Regions from separate parts of the Mus musculus genome. Here region 1 is linked to region 2. A link is a contact called in ENCODE Hi-C or POLR2A ChIA-PET data. All regions are on one chromosome and are shown on one strand. Each heading gives the region's core, a stretch centred on a gene start or an enhancer-like site at or near the end of the contact. The rest is flanking DNA. Distances are from core to core; before and after follow the strand shown. Region 1 holds the start of Ctdspl2 (CTD (carboxy-terminal domain, RNA polymerase II, polypeptide A) small phosphatase like 2). Region 2 holds the start of Shf (Src homology 2 domain containing F).

Evidence for each region. Hi-C counts contacts between places; a loop is a spot of excess contacts on that map. ChIA-PET counts read pairs that join two places held with the same protein, here RNA polymerase II (POLR2A).
Region 1: a map of heart shows a loop between it and region 2 (2.6-fold over the local background). The contact joins the promoter of Ctdspl2 here to the promoter of Shf in region 2. A Hi-C loop is called at or near these places in 1 of 37 maps with a recorded cell type or tissue (heart). POLR2A ChIA-PET finds 5 or more read pairs at or near these places in 1 of 5 experiments (embryonic stem cell).

Annotation. Positions count from the first base shown.
Region 1 is chr2:121,953,351-121,958,394 of GRCm38, reverse strand. Ctdspl2 (CTD (carboxy-terminal domain, RNA polymerase II, polypeptide A) small phosphatase like 2) reads right to left here and starts at 2,394. Exons shown (of 13, transcript NM_212450.4): 1 at 1,778-2,394. It overlaps Mageb3 (melanoma antigen, family B, 3), which reads left to right and starts at 2,303. Exons shown (of 1, transcript NM_008545.2): 1 at 2,303-4,624. The coding sequence starts at 3,176. The coding sequence ends at 4,168.
Region 2 is chr2:122,367,623-122,372,426 of GRCm38, reverse strand. It overlaps Shf (Src homology 2 domain containing F), which reads left to right and starts at 3,280. Exons shown (of 7, transcript NM_001374011.1): 1 at 3,280-3,780. The coding sequence starts at 3,295.

The sequences.
Region 1 (5,044 bases), core at 1,145-3,644, 410 kb after region 2:
CACCTTGATCTACAAAGTGAGTTCCAGTACAGAGCTGTGACACACACACACACACAAAATCATGTCTCACAAAACAAAAATTAAACAAAAAAAGAATATAGGGTCTAGTTGAATGTAGTACAATACTGATTCTGCTACCTATAAACTAAATTTTATCAAAAAACCTACCCCTAAAACATTGTTAAAACACAGAGAAAGCCTGCACCAGACATAATTTATCCCAATTCTTCTGAGTAACATAATTGGTCCCATTTTAAAATGAAATGACTCAACAAGGACTCAGGCTGTCTAAACTTTCACTCCCCAAACCCCGAAATCAAGCAGCAGTGAGGAAAGAGCAGTGAGGCCCAGGTCACTCCTAAATCTACTTCATATAAGAGCTATGTTTACCTTGACTTTCTTTATGACCTTGGGCTAAGTCTTTCAAATAAAAACTATAATGTTTGCATGTGCCTGCTTATTACTGAAATTTAATCCTAACATGTGAACAGCAAGTGAAGTACTTTAGGCTGCACCTATGAAGCAGAAGGCTACTGAGTGAGAAACATTAACTAATATGTAATATAAGCCATGTTTTAATCTTCCGTTTTATTCCAGGGGAGAAAACACCTATAATGCCCCAAACTCGACATGACCAAACCATTGAAAAAAAATTGAGAAACTCTATTAAAAAAAGAAAAATCAAAACAAAAGCCAGTAAAAACTAGCTTCCACATGCCATGTCACTGCTTTTATAGAGATAATTGCTGGACCACAAACACAAATGTGTAGCTTGGCATTTCATGAATCAAAGTAACAGGCAATCTACAATCTAAAACATGTAGATAAGCCTATCATTTCAAGGCACTAATTTGTATATGGATGTAACCGTAATCTTGGTATTGTCTTAGTAGCATGAGAAAGATAACACTCCCTGCCTTGCCTTGGAGTAGCATCTAAGAATACTCATGTCAGGAGCTTAGGGTAGTTTCCTGGCAGTATCTCAGTAGGTTTCTCCGAGGTACTCTGAGAGTGCCTAACGTCATTCACACATCCAGCTACCACTAGGGCGAGAAGTAAATAAACACTATTTATTTATGCAATTATTTATCACAGAATCCTGGTCAAGAACGCAAAGGTAAACTCATACGGACTTACCCAACGTAAACAACATGCTAAATAGAATTAAGATTCACCCTTAACTAACCACTACGGAAATCAGAGGCCTCCTACACACGCTGGTTTTTACTACCACACTTGACTTTAAAAAGTAGTAATGTCAACTCAACATTTTAGCAGTACAGAAAACGACAGAAGCTCCAAGAACCTCTTTCCAGATTCTCAAAGGATGTCTGTAAGAGCTCAAGTAGAGAGAGCAACGCCCCCCTAATGCACCCTACAAGAATGAAATACCAAAAACATTACGTGGGCCCACAAGAAGGTTCGAAAAGGCAATCTAACTTAATTAGCTATCGGGTCCACGGGGTCAGAGACTGGGAACGTGAGATGGGGTTGGGGGTGGGTAGCAAAGTGAAATCTAACCCCAGAAATCACAACACAGGCCGCAGCCTAAGAGCTGAAGCTGGCGGGAAGTGAGCTCCCTGGCCGTTCCCTGGGGAAAGTCCAAGCCAGAGCAGCTTCCACGACAGTGGACGTACAAGGCGCCAACAGTGCATGCCTACGGACGTTGCTGGAACCGCTGAGGGCTCGGCTAGAGAAGGGGAGGAGATCCCGGCAGACGGCCCTGAGAGAGGACTGAGCTTCGGAGCAACGGCAGCGTCTGGACCAAGGGAATTACCTTCACTGTGACGACAGAAAAGTGTCTTCGGGCTCCGGCGATGGTCCCGACTGCGCAATAGGTGGTGTCTTTCCCGCTTATCCCTCAGCAGCAACAGAACCAGCTCCTTCAGCCAGTCGCCATTTCCCGCCTACCGACCTGCTGCACCGCACGGACAGGGACCCGGATGGAAAGCGGCCTCCCTGCGCAGGCGCTCTGGCTCCCTCCTCCCCCGCCCGCCCCGATCCGGAGAGGCGGGAGGGAAGGAATGCGGGAGGCCTGGGCGGCAGCGGGGGAGGGGAAACCAACTTTTACTACCGTGAAGAGGCTGAAGTTTCTGCCGCCTTAGGGAACTCACCAGAGCGAATTCCTGACCAAAAGAAAAACAAGAAACAACAACAACAAAAAACAATGAAAAAAAAATGAGCTTAGGGCCCGAGGAGTTAGACTGGACTCAGCCTCCGATGGGGCTCGGAGCGTGGGGGACGTTTGTACTTCGGGGGCCTCCGTAGCGGGCTGCGGGGTGGTCGCAGGGGGAGTAGGGAGGAAAGCGTTAGCAGCGGAGGCGGGGACGCCGGGGGCGGTTTTCCCTCCCGCCGCTAACGGAACCGCCTAGAGCCGGGCGACAAGGAGAGCGCGCCCTGGCCTGGGAGGCGGGGTTTAAGAACGCGCCGCGCACCCAGCGGCCAGGGTTAGCGACTAGGCGGCGGTGGGTGGAGCCGGCGGGAAGGGGCGGTGCTAACGGCTTGGCGCGCTGGAGCGGGAGCCAGTGCCTTGCGCTCCCGATGGCCAGACCCAGCCTGGTCCCGGTGCTTTCGGAGGTTCGCGGAGTGTCCCCGAGGTTCTCTTCCTAGGTCACTTTGCTAGCGGGAGCCCCTGTTGCCCTTGGACCTATGAAGGAGACTCTTAACCCTTCCCTTCCTCGCGATGTGGGCAGTGATCCTGTACGCTTAAAACTCGAGTCTTTCAAATGGGTTTTCACACACGACTGTGGGCTCCATCTAGAATCTGGATGATTCTTAATCTTCTTGATGCTGAAACGCTTTTAATAGAGTTCCTCATGTATGATGACCCCACCAACCATAAAATTATCTTTGTTGTTACTTCATGGCTGTAATTTTGCTAGTGTCATGAATCGGAATGCAAATATGTTTTCCCATGATCTTATTCAACCTGTGGTTTGACCTCTTAAGGGTTGCAACCCACAAGTTGAGAAACACTGGTCTAGATAGCACTTTTGACTGAAATTCCAAGCTGATCTCATTATTCTATAAGAAATGCTGATTGAGACAGGAGAGGCTTGGACGCCAGTCTGAAGAGAACAATCCTAGGGTTTGCAGAAAAGAGCTTGATCCACGAGTTCGGAAGTCCTGATTCCTGCCTGTCAGCTCTTCTACTTCAGTCCTGAGCACAGTCAACATGCCTAGGGGTCAAAAGAGTAAGAGCCGCTCCCGTGCTAAACGACAGCAGTCACGCAGGGAGGTTCAAGTAGTTCAGCCCACTGCAGAGGAAGCAGGGTCTTCTCCTGTTGACCTGAGTGCTGGGTCCAGCTTCCCTGGTGGTTCTGCTCCTCAGGGTGTGAAAAACCCTGGATCTTTTGGTGCAGGTGTATCCTGCACAGGCTCTGGTATAGGTGGTAGAAATGCTACTGTCCTGCCTGATACAAAAAGTTCAGATGGCACCCAGGCAGGGACTTCCATTCAGCACACACTGAAAGATCCTATCATGAGGAAGGCTAGTGTGCTGATAGAATTCCTGCTAGATAAATTTAAGATGAAAGAAGCAGTTACAAGAAGTGAAATGCTGGCAGTAGTTAACAAGAAGTATAAGGAGCAATTCCCTGAGATCCTCAGGAGAACTTCTGCACGCCTAGAATTGGTCTTTGGTCTTGAGTTGAAGGAAATTGATCCCAGCACTCATTCCTATTTGCTGGTGGGCAAACTGGGTCTTTCCACTGAGGGAAGTTTGAGTAGTAACTGGGGGTTGCCTAGGACAGGTCTCCTAATGTCTGTCCTAGGTGTGATCTTCATGAAGGGTAACCGTGCCACTGAGCAAGAGGTCTGGCAATTTCTGCATGGAGTGGGGGTATATGCTGGGAAGAAGCACTTGATCTTTGGCGAGCCTGAGGAGTTTATAAGAGATGTAGTGCAGGAAAATTACCTGGAGTACCGCCAGGTACCTGGCAGTGATCCCCCAAGCTATGAGTTCCTGTGGGGACCCAGAGCCCATGCTGAAACAACCAAGATGAAAGTCCTGAAAGTTTTAGCTAAAGTCAATGGCACAGTCCCTAGTGCCTTCCCTAATCTCTACCAGTTGGCTCTTAGAGATCAGGCAGGAGGGGTGCCAAGAAGTAGAGTTCAAGGCAAGGGTGTTCATTCCAAGGCCCCATCCCAAAAGTCCTCTAATGTGTAGTTGAGTCTGTTCTGTTGTGTTTGAAAAACAGTCAGGGTCCTAATCAGTAGAGAGTTCATAGCCTACCAGAACCAGCATGCATCCATTCTTGGCCTGTTATACATTAGTAGAATGGAGGCTATTTTTGTTACTTTTCTAATGTTTGTTTAACTAAACAGTGCTTTGTGCCATGCTTTTTGTTAACTGCATACAGAAGTAACTGTCACTTGTCAGGTTAGGACTTGTTTTGTTATTTGCAACAAACTGGAAAACATTAGTTTTTACTAAAACATTGTGTAACATTGCATTGGAGAAGGGATTGTCATGGCAATGTGATATCATACAGTGGTGAAACAACAGTGAAGTGGGAAAGTTTATATTGTTAGTTTTGAAAATTTTATGAGTGTGATTGCTGTATACTTTTTTCTTTTTTGTATAATGCTAAGTGAAATAAAGTTGGATTTGATGACTTTACTCAAAAAAAAATGCTGATTGAAAACGTGCCGTTTTTAAAAGGATATAACTGAATTAGGAAAAATAGCCACTGCGTTCCCAGTTGACACTCCACCAAAGAAGACAGGGGTAAGACTGCATTATAGACGTGAAGTAATACGCGTAGTAGGATAGCATGTGATTATGCCAGCGACGGGGTCTGGGGAGTTTTCATAAGACTTCCCTAAGTGAGACATAGATGGGGAGTTGATTTTGTAAAAGTGTTCTTACAAAAAGGAAACAAAGGAAAATCCCAAGACAGAATCATGTTGAGCCACTATCTGTAGAAAAAGAGGGAGGGGGGATGGCCAGATAATAGCAGGTGAGGCAGAAAGGTAGACGTAGAAGCGTAGAGTGCTCTTGTAAATATTGTTTCTCCTTCAAATGTGGTGCAGGTGGGTTGTC
Region 2 (4,804 bases), core at 2,031-4,530:
TATGTGTGCCTGAGTATATGTGCACCATGTGTGTGCAGGAGCCCTCAGAGGCCAGAAGAGAATACCAGATCTCCTGGAACTGGAGTTTATAGGCAGCTGTGAGCTGCCATGTGCTTACTGAGAATTGAATCCAGGTCTTCTGTGAAAGCAACAGGTGTTCTTAGCTGCTGAGCCACCCCTCACCCCTGTGACTACTGTCTGCATACCATGCTGGGCTCCACCTCTATTCCTTTGCTTGGCTCTCTGATGCCTCCTGGATCGGAATGGCACTTTACTCTTCATTTCATCTACCCAAATCTCGAGGGAGTATAGAAAAACTGAGAAATATGACGGCATAGGAAAACAGAAGATTTTCCTCACTCCAGAGTCTGATTGAAGCTTCTAAAAGTTCCTACCACCGAGGCAATAACAGTCTAAGTTCAGTTCCGGGTAGAATTGTGGAAGGAGAGAAGCAACTCTAACCTAGACACACACACACACACACACTTTTTTTTTTATGTTAAAAAATTCCAACAGAAAAGCTGCTCTGCCTGCCTGCCTTTGTATGCTCCTGGTCATTCATAGACATTTTATGCTGAAGTAATAGCAGGCTTAAGTTCTGGATGCATATGGCCTTGGGTAGGCTCTCATTCAGGACCGCTAGCTTTGCTATAGTAGAGTTACCCTACATCCCTGTGTCCTAGTGAGCTACACTTTTACCTTATCAATTATAGCCTTATTGGGGACCCCTAAGGAAGCACCTTGTGGTCTCATTTGGGTCTCTTAGCAACTCTTTGAATGTCATAACTTCAAAACCCTCTAAAATCCTATATATGATTATTGTAAAAAAACAAAACAAAAAAAAAAAACGAAAAAACAGACAAAAACATAAAAAGCAGTGAGCACGACTCTCGAGGAGTCTTCCACAGCCTGGACCCACACTTGGAGACGTCCTGCTTCTTCAGCACTTTAAAGCCTACACTCACGCTTTTGGGTGTATCTTTTCTACTGGAAGCTTCTTTTTCTCTCAGCATTTATCTTTAAGCCTATATTAAAATAACTTTTAAAACTATTTATTTTTATGTGTGCAGGTATTTTTGCCTCTGTGTGTGTGTGCGTGTGTGTGTGCATACGTGTGCATGCACATATACACAAGATTCCACAGAAGCTAGAAGGTATAGGAGCTCCTGGAGCTGGACTTGCCTGCCGTGGGTGCTAGGACCAAAGTCAGTCCTCTGGAAGAGCATTTAAGTGCTCTTAAGTCATCTCTTCAGCTCCCACTTTTTTGGTTTCTGAGAGACACTCCCAAGATGAATTGGAATTCATTAAGGGACTCCTGCTATAGCCTCTGAGAGCTAGATTATAGGCATATCCACTGCATTTAGTGTTTTGTCTCCTGCCTCTGCCTTCAAAATGCTAGGATTGAAGTGGTGTACCACCAGGCTCAGCAATTGCAGGTTTGTTTTTGTTTTGTGAGACAAAAATTCAGGCAGCCCAGGCTGGCCTCAAACTCAACAAGACATTGTCCTTGAACTCCTGATCCTGTGGCTTCAACTTCCCAATTACTAGGATTATGGGTGTATATCATGTGTCAGTCACTGCTTTATTGCTATAAGGAGACATCAAGACCAAGGCAACTTATAGAAGGAAAGAATTCAATGTCGGACTTGCTTATAGTTTCAGAGGGTTAGTCCATTACCTTCATGGCAGAGAGCAGGGTGGCAGGCGGGCGGGCAGGCAGGCATGTTGCTGGAAAAATAAGTAGCTCAGAGCTTTACATCACGATCCACAAGCATCAAGTAGAGAGGAGGTGGGTGGAGACTAGGCCTGTAATGGGCTTTTGAAACCTCAAAGACCACCCTCGGTGACTCCAACAAAGCCACACTTCCTCCAACCAGGCTACACCTCTCAATCCTTAACAAACGTATGGGGACCATTCTCATTCAAACCACCACCACCACCACCATCACCACCACCAGAATCACTTTATATTTTTTAAGCAAATACCAGTAGTGTGGTGGCGCACACCTGCAACCTCAGAACTTGCCTTGGGAAAGCTTGAGCAACAGGATTGCCATGAGTCTGAGCGGAGGCCTGACTGCAAGGTGACTACAGAGCAAGGGCTGTGCTCAGATCGCTCATCACCCTTAATTTGCATGACAACAACCCCTATCACCCTTTCTAAGATAGGACAAGGGCGTGGTCTTGGCCCAGGAGTTGGCAGTCCATTGCCTTTCCCATCCCCTCCCATTGGGTGAGTGAGGAGACCTTCTCCTGTGGGTTAGCTACAATATCCTCAGGAACCTGTCATCTCTATGCTCACCGTTGCATCAGTAGTTAGTATTTTAAACTGTATATTCTGGAATGTAAACCTCTTAGTTTCTCTATTATACCCCATGAAGTGAGGGGAGAAGGAGGGGAGAGGGAGGGGAGGAGGGAGGGGGAGGAAGGGGGAGGAGGGAGAGGGAGAGATGCTGGCCTTCAGGGCTACAATACTTCTGGTGAACCTGCTTCCTTTCTAAGACAAAATTCCAGGCTCTTAGGCATCATCATCGGAGCCCTGAGAAGGTAAGGGGCTGGTGATTGACAACATTAGACCTGTTTCTCGCTTGATTTATTGATCTGTCTGTTTCTATTCTGTCACAGACAGATTGACAAACCCAGGGTGGAGCTTGAGGGATTTCCACAAGAAAGCAGGGCAGCTGTGAGGGCTGCGTGGGCCTGCTGGGGGCCGGTGTAAGCGTGGATGGGGATTGTTTGTGCGAGGGTTGTAAGCATTTGAAGCTGGCGGTTGGGTGTGGAAACATCGGAGCAATGGGTGTCTCTGGAGAACTGATTGCATGCCACGTGAGAAGTTTGCCTGGATAGAAAGGCAACCTAGGTTTGGGTGTGAGTTAAGGGATAGGAAGAGGTAGGCGGTACTCCCAAGGTGAGGGCAGTAATAGGCGCATCTGAAGAGCAGCGTCTTCGAAAATGTTTGGGTCTTTGGGTTTGGGGGAAAGGAATCAGGATGAGCAGGATGTGCCTGGGGACTCATCTTCCCGCGTCTGACACAAACTGGGAGGTGCAAAGAGCAGATGGGACTAGAGAGCGCCCCACAGGAGCACGGGTAACGACATGTGGAGGACTCACCCTCGGCGCAGTTGCTTCCCGCATCCCATCTACTCCTCTCAGAGTCCTCGGGTCCCCGTTAGGCAGCGGGCTCCTCCCCTCGTGTCACTGACGACGAGCCCCGCCCCTCCCGCCGGCGCAGCTCCGCCCCCTCTCGCCCCGCCCCCGCCGCCCGCGGTCTGCTCGCTCAGTTGGGAGGGCCCCATGCTACTGAGCGGAGCTCCTCCTACGGGCTCCGGCCCGGGGCCGAGGGCGCAGGGCAGCGCGGGGGGCGGCCCTGGGGGATCCCGCCGCGGGGCTGGGGGTGCGGGGACCGGCCCGGGAGGGGGCGGCAGCGGTGGAGTCGCAAAGTGGCTGCGGGAGCACCTGGGCTTTCGCGGGGGCGGCGGTGGAGGGGGCGCCAAACCCGCCCCCCCAGAGCCCGACTACCGCCCCCCAGCTCCCTGCCCGGCCGCGCCCCCTGCGCCGCCCCCGGACATCCTGGCCGCCTACCGGCTGCAGCGAGACCGCGACTTCGAGGACCCCTACTCCGGGGGCCCGTCCGCGTCCGCCGCCCTTTCCACCCCTGCGGTCCCTGGCCCCACTCCGCCCCCGCGCCACGGCTCACCCCCGCACCGCCTCATTCGGGTCGAGACCCCCGGCCCCCCAGCACCCCCTCCGGACTCCGGACCCCCTGCCAGCAGCGACAGGGTGAGTGCTGCGCCGGGCGTGGGTGTCCAGGAGGGGTGGTGGTCTGAGGTCTGGAGATTTAGGGAGGGACAAAGGTGGCTTGGCTGGGACTCAGCCTTTCGCAGTCAGTATTTCTAGTTGACATAAGCTTAGTCCCTGACACGGGGGCTCAAATTTTAACCCCTTTGTTAGCTTCTCCACCGACTAATCTGAGTCCCCAAACTCTGCCCTGTTTCCTGTTAGGGCCCGAGGACTAGGGACGACCTCCCTCAATGGCTCTGTCCTCAGCTTTGCAACCCGTCCAACCCTGATCCTGGAACCTTTTTTCTAACGGGCATGGAGAAGCACCCCTCCCTTCCCTTTGCCGGTTTATGGCCTTTGTGCCCTCTCCGGAGCAGCAGCTCCTCTGCCCTTTGATCTCTTGACTCTTCCCTCCACAAAGCTTTTCTCTCCCCCTCCTCTTCCCCTTCTCCTTCCTCCCACCTCCCACCCGGTCCTGGAGTCCAGGCATCTTTGCAGGTCTGAAGCCCAGAAAGGGGCTGAAAACTAAGATTCTTCCGTGAACACAGCGAGCGCTGGCCTTTGCCTTTCCCAGTGGGATTAGGGGGGGGGGGGGACTGTTGTACTCCGGATGCCAAGATGGGCAATGTCCAGCTCTTCCTGAAGAAATTCACCCCTGGGGTACAGGCGCACTCCTTCCAGTGTTCCCCCAAGTATGAGGACACTCGGTGGTCAGGACCTGTTGCCCAGTTAAGGCCGAGTGATGGGGTTCATTCATTATCTCCTCTCTCTAGGCTTTCCTCTTTCTCAGTCCATTCTGAGAGAGACTGGATCTGCAGGCCCTGGAGGAAGACTCCCAATAGTTTGTCTCTCAGGACATCTACCTTCCTTCTTAATTCCAGTTTTATCCTGTCCTGGATGATAAACAGCTGAAAGCCATCCTTAGTCTCCCTGAATGGGAGGTAGGAGCTACCCCAGCTCTGTTGCCTTCCTCATGTCTGAGAACTCATTCCTCCAGGGCTTGCTCATCTCTCCTCAGTAGAGA